3 separate regions of the Mus musculus genome follow, and all the other regions are linked to region 3. A link is a loop called in an ENCODE intact Hi-C map of the cell type or tissue named here. Cell type or tissue: left cerebral cortex. All regions are shown on one strand. Each heading gives the region's core, and the rest is flanking DNA. Links, peaks and the distances in the headings are about the cores only.

Evidence for each region. Hi-C counts contacts between places; a loop is a spot of excess contacts. Peaks named below come from ENCODE experiments on the same cell type or tissue, not always from the same donor. Only the 100,000 strongest peaks of a DNase experiment are listed, where the experiment ranks them.
Region 1: it touches region 3 in a loop (5-fold over the local background); 21 of 42 quality-filtered maps call a loop at or near these places.
Region 2: a loop joins it to region 3, with 2.8 times the contacts of the local background. A loop is called at or near these places in 2 of 42 quality-filtered maps.

What each region holds. Positions count from the first base shown.
Region 1 is chr7:84,353,738-84,360,306 of GRCm38, forward strand. It overlaps Arnt2 (aryl hydrocarbon receptor nuclear translocator 2), which reads right to left. Exons shown (of 19, transcript NM_007488.3): 3 at 783-830. Among named protein-coding and RNA genes, the nearest start is that of Gm30873, 20 kb to the left of the region's middle. In left cerebral cortex, for the core only: CTCF peaks have their summits at 703, 2,057 (motif pointing right), 2,659 (motif pointing left) and 4,197; DNase peaks (open chromatin) are centred at 2,062, 2,630, 3,060 and 4,881; H3K27ac peaks cover 1,468 bases.
Region 2 is chr7:83,890,834-83,897,402 of GRCm38, forward strand. Mesd (mesoderm development LRP chaperone) reads left to right here and starts at 1,433. Exons shown (of 3, transcript NM_023403.4): 1 at 1,433-1,642; 2 at 4,697-4,929. The coding sequence starts at 1,457. In left cerebral cortex, for the core only: a CTCF peak has its summit at 3,704; no DNase peak of the experiment used is centred there; H3K4me3 peaks cover 859 bases; H3K27ac peaks cover 575 bases.
Region 3 is chr7:84,269,437-84,276,005 of GRCm38, forward strand. It overlaps Arnt2 (aryl hydrocarbon receptor nuclear translocator 2), which reads right to left. Exons shown (of 19, transcript NM_007488.3): 12 at 5,899-6,050. Among named protein-coding and RNA genes, the nearest start is that of Gm26708, 40 kb to the left of the region's middle. In left cerebral cortex, for the core only: CTCF peaks have their summits at 3,225 (motif pointing left) and 4,684; DNase peaks (open chromatin) are centred at 3,182 and 4,749.

The DNA of each region.
Region 1 (6,569 bases), core at 466-5,465, 84 kb after region 3:
AACCAAGAAAGAGTTCTCAGGAATGAGGGCATCAAGGCAAGCCCTGCTGTAAGAAGGTGGTACAGATGAAAAGTATGGTAAGAATGGAGGAATGATACCTTCCTTCAGCACACATCCATGTGTCCCAAAATGCCCCAACAGAACAAACTGGAAGAATCAGAAGTCATGGTTCTATCTTATACCACCAGCACTGTTGACCCAGGAGCCTTCCTTAAAGGTCGGCTACACCCAGAGCAGTGCCATAGAGCCAGCCAAAGATGCTGTTAATAGCTTGATTGTCAGGATCTTGACACCAACCCAGACAGGCTCCATATTTCCTGTATTTCTCCTTATTTTCCATAGTTAAAAAAACAAACAAACAGGATTCATGTTGATAATTCTCTCTATACTTGAACCCTAAGATTTTTTTTTAAAGGGAGACCATTAAAGTTAGTAGTTACTGTTTAACTTAAAAGCAAACAGGATTAAGAACTCACATTTGCTATGGGTTATTTTGAGACAAAATCTTGCTCTATGCCTTAGGTTTATCTTGAATTTGCCATCTTTCTGCCTCATACTCGCAAGTGCTGAGATTTCAAGCATGTACCACAAGGCTAGGCTTGGGACACTTCAGGATTACTAAGTTGCTTGCCACCAAGCCAAATACTTGCATTAAATGAGACGTACACAAGAGGGCCAGAGATCAGGCAATGGCTTGCTCAGTGACAAAAGGCACTAAGTGCCTGTTCATGACAGTCATGTGACTGCTGGCTACTGGCTTAAGAAAGGTAAAATAAACTCACCTTGAGAATTTACTGGGACCTTCACCATCTTCGTCATCGAAGTCCATTCTGGAAAGTCAAAGGCACAGGTAAGAACTAGTTATAACTCTCAGAGGACTCTAATTGGTTACATGAGCTGTGAACGCAGGGGAGTCTTCACCCCATCACATCGCTATGCAATGCTTCCAATTTTCACCCCATCACATCGCTGCTCAATGCTTCCGACCTTTGGCCATGCTAAACAGTATCCGCAGAGTCTCAAGAGAAAAAAATTACAAACAAAAGGTCTCCAGTACACTCACTATTAGTTCTCTGGTCAGAAATAGGAATACTCAAGTGTCAACTTGTCCCCCTTTGACGCTTCTCAGGTCACCAATGGATGACTCAGGCCATGTTGTGTGAAGGCATCAATGTTTCTTGTCTGCCATCATCCCTGGAGTATGTGGGTCCATCCACATCATGTATTCTATACCAGCACTTAATTTCTTACTTTTATGGTATATTGCTCAAGGGATTTGGAAGACAGTAAGTTCAAAGGGCGATGACATAATATCAGGGGACAGTGAAGCTGTCTGAGAATACTGCTTGTGACTTGGTGAGTCTCTACCAACCTCAGGGCAAAGGTCCTTCAAGAAAACCAGCCTGTTACACCCAGGATCAAACAGGCTGTTGAGGAGGAAATGGGCCTTTGATACCAAAATCACTGAAGCTGGTTGTCTGCTCGTTGAAGCTCACAGAATTACTCTTGAGATTCTTCTCTGCTGGGCCTCCCCTTGTTAATATCAATGTTTTGGTGAATTCTTACTGAACTAACACTCCAAATGATCCTTCTTAAAGGCCCAAGTGCTTCTGATGTCAGCACACACAGGTTGGAAGATGTTAGGGCAGAGGGGAACATAACCATGATCAAGTGCACCCAGAGTTTCTGCGGTAGGAAATGAGCAGTCAGCATGGCTCTTGAGTGTGGCATCCATCTGCAGACCCTATATCACCCTGCTTGTTTTTAGTAGGCCTGAAGGATTTGGTGAGATATAGTCTCATGATCCAAGCAGGAGAGAGGCTGGCTGCCTGACTGGAGGTCTGAGGAATTCCATGTTTTAGCAGTTTATTATGAGAATGGAGAATACCCAGTGAGATTCGGCTCAAACAATAAACAAGCAGAGAATGAAGTATGTGCCAGAAGACCACAGTTACAGAGGCCACACCTTCTGGTCCCTCATAGGGAGGGTGAACTTCATTTCCTAGTCTTTGAGGGATTGAATAAGTGACCCAGGAAATGCATGGGGCACCCAGGCCACCAGGAGGCAGTCATGTTACACATAAAGAGCATACTTGTCCACATACCTCAAGATGAGCCCCAGTGAGATGTGTGGCTAAGCAAGAACTCGAGGGACCTAGGAACTAGGATCAGATACGGCAAAATGAAGGGAATGAGGACAGCTTTTGCATGTCTTTGCTCTGGATTATATGCAGTGCAGCCTGAGTTGACATGTCCAGAATTCCCTGACGGGATCCCTCATCCACTTAGATCCTTGGTCCTCAAAACCCAACTGTCCTCACAACAAAAATGGCAGTTGTGATGAAAGAAATTCCTCTGTACAAAGAGGAACGGAGATGGACAGGATGAAGGGAAAAGACAGAAGACCACATGCATGTCACCCGCGAGATGACCATGTATCGCTCTCCACAGCATGGCTTTGGAAGTTCAGCCCTGGGCCAGAGCTGTCTACAGGACAAATGGAGCTGAATGTGGGAATTCTAAATAAAGAAAGCTCATTAATATCCTGTATAATTACTAAGCTATCATCTCACCTTCCTGGAAATTGCCTGTGGAAAATAACCACCAAAAATGTTTAACTGAGGTCAGTTGCATTTTTGCAGAGCCACACTGCCACCTAGTGCTTGTAAAGGGAAAGATCACCTTTTCTGCCTTCATAAACTACCTACGTTTTCAAAATTCCAAATGATTTGTGCCTGGATTCATCAAAACCGTAAATAGGTGTAATATACACAGTTATTTTTAAAATCCCATTCAGTTCAATTTGATATCACAGCTTCTGTAACATTGAGAGAGAGAGAGAGAGAGAGAGAGAGAGAGAGAGAGAGAGAGAGAGCAGAGCACGCTCGAGAAAGAGCAAGCTCTTCCACTCTTGCGTTTGCCTGTGGAGATAGAGGACATGTGAGAGATTAGGCTTTCTCCTTCTATCTGTGGATATGGTTATGTAACTTAGGTCATTAGGCATGGCAGCAAGTGCCCATACCACTGAGCCATCTCAAGGGCCTTTGATAGGATTATAATAAATAAGCAAACTCCTACAAAACATAACTGACTAGTTGGCCCTCAATCCAGGCCTAAAGATCAATGAGATGCTTGGAGTGACCAAGGGCAGGTCTTCTTGGACTCCAGGACTTTGGTGCTGAAACAGTCACAAGCAAGTCAGGATAGTTTGTCATCCTCATTTTGACAGAGTTTTCTTTACTCAATACCCTACAGAATAGATATAGGAAGAACTGAGTGGTGTAGTAAAGGGTTCCAGCCCTGCTAGGCAAGCTTCGGATCAGGCCAGCATCAGGTGAAAGAAAAGGGTGGTCTAGATCCTGAGTCTACTGGAGTTCATTGGAAACCTGGAGTCATGACTTGTATATGAAAAATTAAAGACCAAGAAACTATGGCTCCTACCTGAGAACGTGTGCAATCATACTGTGTAACATGGAGAGAAGCTATACCCAACACCTATAAGTGTGTATACAATCATACACATGTAGAATGGAGAGAAACAGTACCTTCCCACCCACGAGTATGTATGCAATCACATACATACAGCATAGAGAGAAACTACCCCTGCCACTTGTGTGAGCGTCAACTCACACTTAGACAGCAATCCTGTTAATAGTTTGAAAGGCAAATAAAGTGGGTCCAGTCTAGGAGATAAATCAGAAGCCCCATATGAGTATTTAGAGCCACTCAGTTTCACTAGTCCCTCAGCAATGCCACACACACACACACAGACCGCTAAAAAAAAACACACACACACATGAAAAAAAAAACTTCAAAACACTTGCCCTGGTGTTACGTTCAGGTCCCTGCCACCATGTCCAATGTTAAATATGACTACAATAAGCTGAGCTTATTACTTCTGGGATGAGAAGCATAGTAAATCATCCTTTGTTTTTTATGTTTCTCTCTTATTATGAAACATCTGGATAATAAAATAAATCAAAATGTGACTTTAAGCCCTATTGTATTCTCTCTAAAAATCAAAAACAAAAACAAAACGAACCTCAGCACGGTGAACGAGTGAGTCTCCAGACAGTGAGCTGAAAACATAGTTGACCCTACTTCCTGTTGGGCGGTCTGAACAAGAAGCTCGGACAGGCATTTCGCAGCATAATTTAAGTGAGAAAGAAGTGAGGAGTCTCCCTAGCGGTGCTGTTTAAGAATAACAGTGCAGCATCACATAAGAGTTTGCACAGAGCATTCGCTTCTCAAGCAAAGAGAAAGGTCATTCTAGTACAGTTGCCCAGCACTGGCTACGCAGGAGCAGTCCTGATCCTGGCCACAGGTCCCCAGAACAGAGCAGTGGCAACATGTCTGAAAATATTCCCACTCCAGGAAGACCCACTTACAGAGTCATCCCTGCCCTTCCTCTCTTTCTTTCCCTCACACCTCTTTATTTCTCTTGTTCTTTAATTTCTAAAACAGGGTCACACTATTTAGCCCAGGCTGGTCTTGAACTCCAGAGTCTCCTGACTCTGTCTACCAAGGGCTGGGATTTTCCCTTAGTGATAGTGGTTTAGAAGCTCAGCCCTGGATACAAGGCAGTGGCAGGAACTGATACATTCCTGCCCATCGCTGTATGCAGCCTCCACCCTCCACTCTGATGGCTAGCTTCATCGTCTCCCTTAACTCATGGCCACTTCCTCAGTGAGGTTAAAAGCTGCTTTTGCCCCTTTGCTGGGTGGGAGTCTCCCTCTCTTGCTGAGCTTAGGGAGGTCACAACAAGAATGTATGTCAGGTGACTTGCTTCAGCTCATTTCTCCCACACATGTGGAGCTACTTTGCAAAGAATCTAAAACTTCTGAACCTTCACCCTGTGTCCAGGCAGCCAGGAGGAGAGCAGCACCCTGCTGAGAGGCTCACTGTGAAGTCCTGACAGTGAAGTGGGAAGAAAGCCCAGCCAGGAAGGACTCACAGCACTAGGTCCGGCACATGTCCAGAAGGATCCAAAGTCCTCAAGAGGTCAGTGTGGCCAGTTCTATGAGGCTGTGAAGCACTGGAGAGGAATGGGTGACTGTCTGAGCCCTTGGAACACTTCACTAGCAGGTGAGAGAGGGAGACCTGGAAAGGAACGGGCCAGGGCACGCCAGTGCTGGCTTTTCTCCCTCATACTCTATCTTCTTCCACATCCCTCTGAGTCTCTTCAAGCATGCCTCACAATCTTAACAGAAGGAACAGTTGGAGACACCATGCTGGTGACAGTGACAGCAAACAACAGTCAATGCCAGCCATAGTACAAGGCCCTGATGGAGCTATCAGCCTTTTGATGCCAATACTGGGATTTCATGAGAAGATATAAAAACAAAAAACAAAACAAACAAACAAACAGAAACAAAAAAAAAAAACCCTGCCAGATGTAAGAAAGCACCAAGACTTACTATGGAAACAGGTCTGCAAAAGAAGTGGTTCCCTTCTTAGACCCTGGATGAATCTTTTTAAGTCATGGTGTCTGATTCCCACCATCTGACAGTAGGACAGGGCAAGCAGCATAAGACTCCAAGAAAGATAACAAAGGCTTCCTGCTGAAGGTCCAATTCATTGGCCTGCCTCCAGAGAGCCTCAGTCCCACCTTCAGGGTGTTGGAGGCCACTGCACACCTACCTTCATGTCTGTTTCCTTCTTGATAGCTTGTTTCCTCTTCTTCAGCTGTATGTGGATCTGAACCCAAGCCTAAGTGCCAGCCTGCCCAGGGTCTACGTTAGCTTCTAGTGCCAAGGAGGGCATGGTATGGTCTGTCTCCATCTGTTTGCCTCTGTCTGTGTCTGTTCTCTCTCTGTATGTGTGTTGGTTTGAATGAGATGCCATGTTCCCCACAGTCTCGTACATTTGAATACTTGGTCTCCAGTTGGTAGCCTTTTTTGAGTAGACTTAGGAGGTATGGCCATGTGTCACTGGAGCAGCTTTGAGGTTTCAAGGGACACTCTATGCTTTTGTTTGTGGTTTAAGATGTGAGCTCTCTGCTGCGCTCCTTACAATGTCTGCCTGCTGCCATGTTTTCTCACTGTGGAGGTGATGGCTCCTTACCCCTCAAACAGACCCCTCATTCTCTATGTTGCCTTGGTCACGGTGTATCACAGCAATGGAAAAGAAACTAAAACTACAAGACAGGACAGCTGTGGGGAATTCTTCAGATATGGAACTCAGTCCTAGATCAAATTTTCTTAAGCAGTCCAGAAAGCAAGATCTGTACTGCAGGCTAAGATGGAAAACTGCTGTGTACACCAGCCCAAACCATGAGGAAGCAGAGGCTCACAGATGAACTCACCCCAGCACAGGGAGGGCTCATGGGTCTTCAGCATGGGGTGAGGCAAAGCATTTCTGCCTGGACTTGAACCAACCTAGAGTATTCATTACAGAGCCTAGTCTTCTAGAAACCGACAAGGATGAACAATGGGGTTTTTCTCTAAAGAATGTGAGTTAAGGGGGTAACATTTGAAATAATTTGGACTTTTTAATTGAAAAGTAGATGTTTTAACACTCTACACATTCTTTTAGCAATCCATACTGCAGGATTTGTCCACAGTTAGCAA
Region 2 (6,569 bases), core at 1,504-6,503, 380 kb before region 3:
AGAGGCAGGCAGATTTCTGAGTTTGAGGCCAGCCTGGTCTACAAAGTGAGTTCCAGGACAGCCAGGGCTATAAAGAGAAACCCTGTCTCGCAAAAACCAAAAAAAAAAAAAAAAAAAAAAAAAAAAGAACCCAAGTATGCTTAGTAATTAACACAGTATGCTGATATAAACATTGAAAACCCATTCTTGAGATACATTTGTAAATATAGAAATAAATTGTATGCATTATGTGGCACTTTGGGGTCAGTACTTAAGGTATAGTTTTTGAATATTTTCCAACTACACCAAGGTTTCATGTCTTATGATATAATTTGAAATTTTAAAGAAATCAGATCTGCCACTTAAAGCTTAGGAAACTTTAAAGTATCTCTGACCCCAAGTATTTTAATTTTGAAGATCTTAGTGGTCAAAATCTTGTAAAATAGAAAATAAAATTAGGGTGGTTTTGTCCTATAGGTTAAAGCCACAGTGGTAGATGAAAATCAGAAGAGACAGGAACTATTTTAAACAATAAAAATGGTTATCAATTAAATGGGTTTTTTTTTCCAGTTTAATTGACAGTGATATTGAAAGAATGGTGGGTCGAAAATCATCCGTGGAGCAGAATAACAATAGACCCTATAATTACAGTCTTCGAGAAAAGTTGCCCTAGCTGTCCTTAGCTTTTCAGCAGGCGGTTTGTTCTTGCTAGAAATTACTAGGGAGCGTAGTTGAATGTCAACACCCTGAAAAGGGCCTCAGGGTCAAGGTAGTTTGCATATCTTCCAACTCATTCATTTCATAGGCTTCGAGGACTCTGTCACTGAAACCCTGAGGGAACTTTCAGACCCTGGCTAGAGAATGAGAGACAAAAGGGCTGACTTCTAACAAAACCCCCAAATAGTGGAGAAAGCACAGTTGGGCAGGACCCAGCTAGAGTAGATTGTTTGGCCAGGCCAAGGGGCGGAGCTCGCGGGGCGGAGCCTGGCAAGGGGAGGAACCAGGAGGAAGAACCCTTGGTCCCCAGCCAGGTGAGCTCCCAGAGCTATGGGGCGGAGTCTGGTGAGGAGGCGGTACCCTAGGGGCGGAGTCAGGAGACCGTGGCTGAGGGGTGGAGTCAAGTGGTGAAAGGCTCGATGACGGGGAGGAGCCTGAGGTTGGGAGCCCCAAGGGAATGCAGTTGTGGGCGGAGCCAAGGGGGTCGGAGCTACCGGATGAGGTCCGGACAGGAGGAACCAGAACGAGGCGGGGTGCGGTAGGCTACGGACTCCTCGGAGGCGGAGCCATTGGGACTTGAGTCCGCGAGGGTGGGACGGGGTCAAGTACTGGGTTTAGTTCTGCGCAGAACACGCTTAGGGACTGGATTGGAAGGCCGGGGGCGGGGTGGGGGCGAGGCCCCGGCGTCCGGACTCCGCACGCTGTCTGCGCAGGCTCATTGTGCCTTACGCTGGGCAGTCCGTTACGCTAGGCTGCTAACATGGCTGCCTCCAGGTGGCTGCGCGCGGTTCTACTGTTTCTGTGTGCCTCGGACCTTCTGTTGCTCCCTCCTCCTAATGCCTACGCGGCGGACACTCCGGGCGAGGCCACCCCACCTCCACGGAAAAAGAAGGACATCCGCGATTACAACGATGCCGACATGGCGCGACTTCTGGAGCAGTGGGAGGTCTGTGTCGCCTGCACACTTCTGAGCATCTCCCATACAGATCCCTTTTCTCCTAACCCTTACCCTCTCGGACATTTGACCTTCTGACTTTTGTCCCCTGATCCCGCTCGCTGCCCTCTGAGGGTCTTTCTTGAAATGTCTCCCAGTACCCGTTGACTCCCGCGTCTCTCTTCATTCCACCACGGCTCAGGCCTCTCGCCCAGTGTCTTTCGCTATCATGGCTCCTCAGCCACTCCAGTCAGCACTTGGACTCTCACCAGTCAAGCCCTACTTTCCTTGCTATGTCGCAGGGGTCTCTACATTGATCTTGGTGGTTTGTGAGCCGCGAACAGGGAGCGAGCGCTCCTGAAGAGCATTCCCTCCTTCCTCCTCCTGTTCTGGAGTGAATGGGTTCTAAAGGTGGTCTCTCAACTTTTTTTTAGCTTTGATAGAGATCTTTCCAAATATAGAGGGTTTCCGACTTCTTTTGGTGTATATTCCTGCTGGGGCTTTTGTAATTTCTTGGGTGGGTTTATTTTACTGGTAAAGGGAACTAAGGCATATCTCATATGCAACTCAGGTTTTTCATTGATGGGAGTAGTGGACTTGTTTTGTGAGAGGCCGAATTCTGGTCTGTTACTTGATTGCATTTGGGGTATGCAAAAGGTTCTAAGGAGGGATTCCTGATCAAAAGTACACTGCAGCCCTTGATTGTACTGTCGTATTTGATTGGCACAGCTGATGGAAAGGAATCACACACATAGCTATATTCACTGTGTAAGGTTCTCTGCCAGAGAACTTTTCAGAGTTTGTTTCCAATGCTGATTTTTTTTTTAACTTGTGGCTAACTATATTGTTGGAAGGAGGTAAGACTTTTGGGCATACATTTAAAATATCCACCTGTTGGATTTGACTTAAAAAGGGGGGACTCCTGTTGTTGTTCTCTGTACCCAACAGAAGAATTGGAGTAGTGGGGCCATGGTAGTGCAAGGTTGTAATTCCAGCACTTAAGAGACTAGTGGAGGAGGCTAGCCTTAGTTAAACCTGGGCTACATAGTAAATTTCAAACTGGTTTGGGCTCCACTGTGAGATTCTGGAAAGAAAATTTGGAGTAGATTTGAGTGGGTATGACTCCTTTCAATTTCCAACTGTCCTTTTTGGACTCTAGTAAATAATGCCTTTTAACCTGCTAAAGTGAACCTTGCCTTGTGAGAGGCCTAGCCATGGACAGTGCTCAGACCCCGAGGAAGAGGAGGTCACAGAGATGAGCAAGACATCTGTCAGAACAAGGGGGTAGGAAATAACCCTCGTAAACAGAAACAGAAATGGTTGGATCTTATAAAGAGGAAGTGTTGTGTGGGAATGTCAGAGGGCAACAGGGAGCAGGTTTGATTTTAGACAGGACAGGAGAGTATTCTAGTCTATTAGAGAGATGTGTACTGAGCTGAACAGCAGAGACCAACAGAATAACATTCCCTGCATTTAATACAAACACACTTGTGAATGTGGTCTAGTAGAGATCTCTGTGCCTATATATGTACCTCAGCATGCATATGAAGGTCCAAGAACAAGTTGGATGTAGTTGGTCATTTCTTTCCTTCTACCATGTGGGCCCTGGGGATTAAACTCAGGTCATCATATCTGCCAAGGCAAGCGCCTTGCCCACCAAGCCAACTTACCATCCCCTTTGGGGATTATTTATTTCTGTCTGTTGTGTACGTTCTTCCATTTATTAGTTATTCCATTTATTAACTATTTATTGATATTCTACTGATATTCTTTTTCTTTCTTTATGTTAATATGGACTTAGAGAATTATAAATCCTCACTACTATTTTGATGTTCATATTATTCCAGATTTGGCCCTAGAACTGCTTCAGGTTGTTGTCCATGGCATTCTGACTTGTTATATGAGTGATTCTTGCTGAGGCAAAAAAGATATTTAAGGCTTCACTTTTTGTTTTCCATAGGGTGACTAGTCTTTTCTTCAAGAAACCTCTGTCTTAATATTTTTATCTACCCACTCATCCAGGTACCTCTCAAATCAATGTGCCTGCATTTCCAGCCTGTACCCACAGGGTGCTCTCTTCCTGCTTCCATGTGGCATTTTTCCCCAAGTGAGGAATCTGCTATAGTCATCCTTCGCATGTGTACACTTTTGCTCCTTCCTAAAATTCACAGGTGTTTTCAGGATTGCTAGGACACACCACTACATAGAAGAAGTATGGGGGTTGAACATTTGCATGCAGTGAATTGTGGGTTTTAAGGATGCAACATGAGGAGTTTGTTTGTTTTGCTCTGCTGGAAGCAAGGACTCAGGACCCTGGGGTTGCTAGACATGACCTCTGTCTCTGATAACCTACACTTTATTGAAATACAGAACGGAGTGAGTCCTGGGATCACAGACCATCACACCGAAAGGTTCCTTTGTGTTCTTTCTCAGTCAGACCCATCTCATATCCTCCCAGAAGCAATCAGTGTTCTAATTCCTGTCCCCCCACATTATTTTTACTTGTTCTTGATACCTTAAATAAATGGGATTGTATAATATGTCTTTCTTTTATGCCTGGCACCTGTTATTTTAACAAAAGAAAATTGCCTTAGTGGTGTTGGCAATTTACCTCAAGGCCTCATCCTGAATGACATGTACTCTACCACTAAGCCATATCTCCAGGCGTGTTTGTAGGTAAGGTCTTGCTAAATTGCTTAAGTTGGCCTTGAATTCTCACTTTCTCCTTGAGATCACTGGGAGTCACTGAGAGTACAACCCTCAGCCGTTATACTTGTATTTGAGATCTGTTGTATGTGTATTTGATTTTCATTGCTAGGTAGCATCTATAACCACACCAGAATGTGGCTGTTTTTATAATCTAAATTGAGATTAAATTGGGAATAGGAACATTATGGAAACCTATGTGATGCAGGACCCCTAAGTATTGTCAAGGGGGATATCCTTGGACATTTTGTTTGTGTAGTAGTTTGGTGGTGTGCCCCTGCGTCTGACATCCTGGGCAGAACCTGTGCAAGTGCAGAGAGCGTCTCTGATGACAGGTTAATGCTCCCTCTCTCCTGACAGAAAGATGATGACATAGAAGAAGGAGACCTTCCAGAACACAAGAGACCCTCAGCACCTATCGACTTCTCAAAGCTAGACCCAGGCAAACCTGAGAGCATCTTGAAAATGACAAAGAAAGGGAAGACTCTGATGATGTTTGTCACCGTGTCTGGGAACCCCACCGAGAAGGAGACAGAGGAGATCACCAGCCTGTGGCAGGGTAGCCTGTTCAACGCCAACTATGACGTTCAGAGGTAAAGACCCCAAGCTATAGTAGGTCATTTTTGTGGGCATTTGGGGTTTATATTTGATTTTTCACTATAGCTCTGGCCATTTAGTCCAGATGGCCTCACTCCTCACACTTAAAAAGATCCTCTCACCTCTGCCTCTAGCACTGGGATTGCAGCTTTGGCCACATCACCTGGATGTGTGCTGGGGCTGAAGCAGGGTGTCTGTTTTGGCAGTCTTTCCAAGGACCTTGGGCCTTTCCTGTCTATGAATCCTTTTATTTAATTTTTTTTTCTTGAAACATTGGTTTACTTGTTTGTTTATTGGCCAAAATTAGTATGTTTGTTTTAATATCTTGTCTTGGAAATTTGGCTTGTCTTTTATCTCTTTAACCTTTGCTTCATCAGAATAAAAATGGCATTGCTTAGTCTCTTTGAAGAATGAATGAGTTCCAGTTCCATGGTTCATGGTGTAGCTGTGCTGACACATGTGGTTGTAACACGTGGTTAATAAAACGAATGTGAACAAGTCTGTGTTCAAAGGCCATATGATCTTAAAGTTTGAAATCTCAAAATATGAAAGGTTCTACTTTATATATTTTATACAGTATATTTTTTATCATATTCACCATCCTCTACCCCCTTCTAAATCTGTCCTTCCCACCCTCACCTCCCTACCCATCCAACTGAGTTTTGGTTTTTCGGGGTTTTTTTTTATAGCCTATTTTTTCTGTTTAACAATAGTTCCAAAAACCCAAGTCTTTAGTATCTTAATTGAGGAAGTAAGAAAGTGATAAGAAAGAACGGAAGGAGTTGCTAAGAATGCTCTCTGTAACTCCCATCAGATATCTTGGTGGTGACTGTTCTCTGATGGTCTGCTGCTTAGGAGCACAGCATCATGCCTTGTGGGCACGCTTTTATGTGTCACCCAGACCCATGCCATTGCTTTCTTCTTCCTGGGCACTAATGTATGGGGATACACTGAGTGCTTGTTGCTGACCTTGGAGGTTAGGATTTCTGTCTGCTTCCCTTGGATCTTTGTGGGCCCTTGAGGAGGAGTCTTGTAGGACCTGTTCCATGCAGTGGCTTTTAGCCTTCTCATCAAAGCCAGTTTGAGACTTCAGAACATAAAACGTGGCTTGGCACAGTGAGTGGCATATACCTGTAAACTCAGCACTTGGGAGATGAAGGCAGGAGGATCTGAAGTTCAAGGTCATCCCCTTAGGAAGTCATACTGGGCTATGTGAGAACACTTAGCAGGAAACAAACAAAAACCATGTCTTAGTCAGGGCTTCTATTCCTGGACGAAACATCATGACCAAGAAGCAAATTGGGGAGGAAAGGGTTTATTCAGCTTACACTTCCATACTGCTGTTCATCACCAAGGAAGTCAGGACTGGAACTCAAGCAGGTCAGGAAGCAGGAGCTGATGCAGAGGCCATGGAGGGATGTTCCATACTGGCTTGCTTCCCCTGGCTTGCTCAGCCTGCTCTCTTATAGAACCCAAGACTACCAGCCCAGAGATGGTCCCACCCACAAGGGGACCTCCCCCCTTGATCACTAATTGAGGAAATGCCTTACAGCTGGATCTCATGGAGGCATTTCCTCAACTGAAGCTCCTTTCTCTGTGATAACTCCAGCTGTGTCAAGTTGACACAAAACTAGCC
Region 3 (6,569 bases), core at 837-5,836:
CTTAGCTCTCTAGTTGAAGGAGGATAGACAGGCACCATCATGCCTGGATCAAACAAGGACTTCAGCAAATGACTTTGTTTTATTCAGGGGAAAAATACAGTACTAAAATTCTTTTAAAAACAAAATTCAGGAAAGCAGTCTGTTCGGCACTGAGCAAAGCACCTGCCGTGAGGGTGCACATCTTCTTACTCATGCCTCAGACTGAATTTTTATGGTGGTTACTTTATCCACATCCAATATCAAGAAGCTGGAGCTCAAAGCTAGGTTTAGATCAGAGATGTCCTGCTACATCAGAGCAGGATCTCACTTCAGGGTTGAGTCCAAGGTGCTTGGCTCCTCCTACTCTTCCAGGCTCCTCCTACTCTTCCAGGCTCCTCCTACTCTTCCAGGCTCCTCCTACTCTACCAGGATGTTCAGTTAGGGGTGGAGTGAGTGTGGGGAAACAAAACGTTGAGAGAGAAAACTGGTGCTTCAAGTTTTAAAGTAGGGAGACTGGATTGCTTTCAGGGAACAGTGAAGCCTGTAACTCACATTACAAAGAAGGTAGAGGGTAAGGTCTAGACACCCCAGTGAAGAGACTCTGTAGGAGGACCTGCTGAGCAGCTGCTTTGGAATCAAACCCAGAAGTCTATTCAGTGAACTATGTGGAGGCAAAGAAAACAGCCATGCCCAAGTCCTGTTCTGATGACTCAGAACAGGACAGATTCCTGCTCTGATGGGGCTGGGTCTCCAGGGAAGGGCAGATGAGCAGACTGAGGTTCCGGGGCGCAATGGACCTGACACTTTACTGTGGTGTAAGAGCACAGGAACAAAGGCAAGGATGGAATCAGAAGGGTGTGCTGTCCCACCAGGCAGTGTAAGCCTCTTATATAAGCAAACTGGAGCATTAATAATAATAACAATAATGATAATAATAATAATAATGATGATAATAGATTTAAAAAATTTAAAAAGAGGGTTAGCAGAGTTGGGAGAGTGCATGAATGATATGGGCTCAATTCCCAGCACCACATAAAAGCAGCCATGGTGGCCCGTGCTTGTAATCCCAGCACCAGAGTTGTGGAGGCAAAAGATTCAGTAGTTCAAGGTTATATTCATATTCAAGGCCAGCCTGGGCAGCATGAGACCCTTTCTTAATTTTTTTTCTTAAAGAATCAATATAATCATTACTGTCAAAGAAGAACCGCTGTCCTTCCTTGTTTGTACTCCATTATCTGCTGTTTCCTGTTCCCTGCATCTTAGGGAGGCATGACGGCTCACTGGCAGGCTGCTCATATCCGAATGGAAGACTGATCACCAGTACTTGGCCAGCATTTTACATCTTTACAATATATGGCTATCAATTATCAGATAAAGGAGATGAGGCTCAGCAAGTTTAAGTGGTGTTCCTAGCTAGAATGCAAATATAACGGATTCAAATATAACTCTGCAGGGCTGTGGAGCCTGACCTCTTTCCTCTGCCCAGAATAAACACCCTCCATGTCCCAGAGGCTCCTGGAGACTCTGGACTCATGGCATTGACGTGATCATGTTCAGAGAAATCTCTTTGGCCTTGTAAGTTGATTCAATAGTGGCTGGAAGAAAGTGACCATCACCTGAGAGGTCACCAAAATGTTGGGGGTTGGTCTGGTGCTGCTATGCATTCAAGTGCTAAATTCCATACGCCAGTAAATTCTGTTGCCCCAAGATGAATTAATTTTTTATGTACATCAGCTTTTGTCTCGAAAGTCTTGCACCCAAATTATCTCTGATTGGTTAATCAAAGTTGCTGACAGCCTGTAGCTGGGTAGAAGAGAGGTAGGCAGGACAAAGGTTCCTGAGCTTGGGGCGGGGGGGGGGGGGGTCTCAGGTAGGGACTATAAGGGAGACCAAGGAGAGGAGGAAGAAGGAAGTCTTACCATGGGCTAATATGGACCATGAGCATGTGGCTATGAGGGCTAGCCCGATGAAGCAAGAACAGTGCAAATGAAGCATATGGCAAGCAATATATTGGGATTCAAGGCATGAACAGACAAAATAGCTTAGAGGGTTGATATCTGCCCAGCTCCGGTGCTTTAAGGCTTATTATCATTCTAAAGGTCTCTGTGTTCTTTATTTGGGTAATAGCTGGTTAAAAAGTAACTGTTGGTGTATTAATTTCAAGCATTAGTTATTAACTGTTTAAGTCACATTACACCAGGACCTCCACCGGGGCAGAGGGGGAAGCGTGCTAGAGTTCTGGGCATAACCTTCAGTTCTGGTTCTCCTCTGAGGGGCAGGAAAAGAAAGGACTAAGAGGCTCCCTGGGTTTGGAGCCCGTCATTGGAGGGGTCTCGTCTCATCTTGACTGGAAGTTGCTGCCTGGCTCTCAAAAAGACAGAACAGAATGGTTTCTTTGTGTCCAGCCCTCACTGAAGGCTGCTGCCTCCTGGCTGTACAACCTTCTGCCTCCTTTTGCATCCACCCCTTCTCTTCACTTTCCACCTACTATCAAGCAGGTAACTCCTACTAACGACCATGGGGTATATGTGATCATTGACCAGTTGGGCTTTAAGAATCCATGTTTGTACTCACACATATGTGTATGCATGTACACGTGCATACATGTATGCACACATACACCTACCATCACAGGGACACATGCATCTTTAGCCCTCCATGCACATACATATGAGTGCACACATGTAGCTATGGCTGTATGCACACATCAGGAGCTTGTGTCATGAGAACCCGAGACAACCTCAGACTAGTGCTATTTTAATAGCAGAGGCTTGGCCTAAGGATAATTGCATGTCACTCTCCAGAAGAGAGATGGGAAGTGAATGTCCAGGAGCTAGGATGGGCGAATGTGGAAAGACGGACATGACTGGTTTCTCAGAGTATCAAATCCCAAACACCAAGACCTGACCTCCTCAGTGAAGTGCACCCTGTGTGTTGCATCAGTCTGTTTTTCTGGGCTTCCATCTGTGTGGAAGGAACAGGAAGAAGTCAGAGGTGACAAAGAGCCTTTTCAGCAGTTTAGCACAAATGCTAAACACCCAATGCTTGCTTAACTCCTTCAGGAAGTTGCTTTTGGATGCTCTTAGCTGAAGGCTACCGAGCAAGCAACTCCTCACTCCTCCCCCCAAGCACAGGGCATGGGAGGAGCTTTCCTAACTAGCTGGCCTACTGCTGGCCTAGCTGACAAAACTCAAGAATGCTCTTGTCTGCTCACATGCTTGGTCAGCACCGCCCTCTACCGTCCAGAGCAAGCTTTTCATCCTTGCCACTGAACACCTGGTTTAGAAAACTGACATGTGTTGCTACTGCCGCTGCTGCAGGTGCCCCAGGGGCTTTCTGATTCACACAACTTCCAGGAGATGCTGAGAACGACTGACCTGAGACAGCAGAATAGCCCACCTCTGAACAAAATGCTTTTCTGTCTCATCACTGTCTGGCTTTCAGAAAGCCAACCCAGTCAGCCTGGCTGGCTTGCAGAGGAGGGTGACTTTGCTTCTATGCCTCCCCCTTGTCAGGGCTGCCTCCTGGGGGTGTTCCCTAGGCTCTGGGGGGGGGGTCCTGTCTTGTCTTCTTCTTCCTCTGTATCTGTCCACTGTCACCTGCCTACTTCTACCCATGCTTTCATGGTTTTGAAGCTCAAGCCTTGGGCTTCTGGGACTGGGTCCCCTCTTAAAGCAAGAACAGTAATGCAAGCATCTTGCCTGGCCTAGGCCATGTCCAGTCATGGTGGACAGGGGACATCAGCTTCATTAGCTGTGACCAGACATGTGACTCTGATGGCAGAAGGTAAATGAAGACTGGAAAAGAACAACGGTGAAAGATTTAAAAGCCCCCAACCATCCGCAACAAGGCTCCTCAGTCAGCTCTGCCCATCCAAATCTACAAAGCTGCTGGGTGCCCAGCCAGGGCACTGTTACTGTAGATAGGGTGGCTTGGACGTGCTATAGAAGTAGTTCATCAATAGGGAGGAGTTAGTGACAGGGAGATTTAGGAAGGTTGACAGTGAAGCTTAAGTTACACCCTCAAGAACAGCCTCACTCACAGGAATCCAGCGGCCTCAGAGCCCTTGCTGAGCACAGGCCTGTGTACACAACCACATACTGAGAAGGAACAAAGAGGGATAGGGGCAGAGAAGGAGGCAGGATCCAGAGAGGAAGTAGTTTTCCCTAGGATCCAAAGGGGGAAGATTCCAGAATAGTGTCCAGGACTCTGAATAGTTGGCTTGTTTTTCTATTTCCGTGACTTCTTGGCTAGGCAGCCTGAATTGGCAGGTGTGAGGCCATATTGGGAGAGATAAGCCTAGGGGTAGAGATCTGGTTTGCACAGGTGCTAAGAAGGTTAGGCTAGCTAGCATTGTCTTCTTCTGGCAAGAGCCTGGCACCTGAGAAGCCTGCTCAGCACCCTCTATACCTTGAACACAGCAGCAGCCAGGGCCTACCTAGCCCCGTGCATCTGGCTCTACTCTCATTTCCCAATCTTCCTTATTTTCATCAGACCTAGCATCAGATATGGGTGTGTCACTCATGGGCATGTCTTTGGTCCCTGGGTAAAGAGCACCCCTCCTCCACATTGTGGGACTGACAAGGAAAAATGGAACACCCTCAATTTGAGTGAAACCTCTGGATGAGACAGGATCATCTTTTTGCCCATCTGGATCTGTGGCTTCTCCTATTTATTTGGCTCCATTTACAGTTTGACCAGCAGATGGGGTAGAAGACGAATCCAGTTGTACCAAGTACACAGAGGGGGAAGATGTTTAGAAGGAGAGCTAGCCCAGAAGGGCTGATGGAGAAGCATCAGGGAGCAAGAGATTATGCGTCCCAGATGGCGTGCTCAAAGCTGTTGGACTAGTGCAAAAGCCAGGCTTCAAGGGACCGGGACAAGCTGAATGGGAGCAGCGGCTCAGCGAGGCCAGGTTGGAAGGGAGGCTCTGACAGAGGGACGTGGCAGGTTCTTAGAAGGATCCCCTGGTGTCAAGAGATGGGGAAAAGAAGGCCATGGGTTTCAGGACCAGCCTTGACTGGACCAGAGGAATGGAGATTGGGAATTCCAGTGACCATAAACAGCAGACACAAGGGCAGTCTTTAGTATGCCTGTCTCATTCCACACTCTGTCACCCCAGGCATAGCTTTTACGTGCTTTAACTCACTGGAACACCTGTGTGCCCACATGTTTGCATGTGTTGGTTCTTTGCAGGGTACGAATATCCCTTAGCTCACACCAGGGTTACACATGATACAATACCATAAGTGTGTGATATTGTAAATCACAAAGGCACCACTGCCCCCAATCCACGGCATCAGGCTTAGCAACTCACAGAATGATAGCTGTTTCCTCATGTGGATGTGTGGCTGAGTGGAGCTGCCTCTCTCTGACACAGCTTAGCATCCCATGAAGTGACGGGTAAGAGAGGAAGTGACTTACACAATACCACAAACTGGTATGGCCAAAACGAGAGCTCAGATTTACCTGTCAGCTCCCTGGATATGAAAGGTACACAAAAGGCAGGGGTCCCGGGCTGGGAGCAGGGAGGGATGCTTCCAAGCTTAGGTGCTGCTGCTACAACATGCTGCTTGACCTTGGCCTGAGCTTCATGAAGCCCACTCCACTTCCACTCACTAGCTTCAGCAGGACAGGAGACCAGGCACAGTGTTTACCACAATAGGATGTAGAAGCAGATACTTCTCTGCTTGGCTTAATGTCAAGAAGAAAAGAATGGAATGGAGGCTGTGGTAACCTGATCTGAACATGGAAGGGATGCACACCACAGTAAAGGAAACCCAGAGTCTCCCATTTTCTTGCCCCTTCACCCCATAGGGGTTTTGGGTTGCAGCTAGATCCTATGGGGAGAAAGGAGCCTCAAGCAAACCAGCTCACTCATATGTGAATAATCAGCAGAAGAGAGGGCTGTGCACGTACTTGACATTGGTGTTGGTGCAGATGACGTACTCGATCTCATCAGAGTAGGGGTTCTGGAAGGTGAAGCTGCTGGTACGGATCAACAGCCACTCCCGGTTCTTGGTGCGGAACCGATACATGACCGACAGCACTTGGCCCTTCAGCTTAACCACCTGCAAAAACATTTAGACAAGGGAGTCAGAAGGAGGAGGAAGAGAGAGCAGCCAGACAGTGTGGCCGGCTGCTGAACAGGTCAGCAAGACCACAGAATGGGGTGCTGCTGCAGCCAACGGCAGTAAGGGGGAGGGGCATGAGAGTAAGAGTGACAGGTAGCAGCTAGGCTCATACTTTCATCTGCTTCTGCTCTGGGGTCACTCTGTCATGCCATGTGAGACCAGTAATAGTCAGTGTTTCTAATTTAGTGGCTACAAATCAGATGGTGGGCACCCATACGCAAACAGTGCCTGGCACAGAGCAGTACCAACAACATAAGAGTTGCCTTCCTTCCTTCCTTCCTTCCTTCCTTCCTTCCTTCCTTCCTTCCTTCCTTCTTTTCCCCTTGGGCATTAGGATGATCCGGGGCTAAGTGCAAGGTGCACAGCTATAATGCATCATAAACTTATTTCTTAGATGGACTTAATTCACATAAAAATTTTAACCTCTGTTTGACATTGTAAAGTGGATTCAATAAA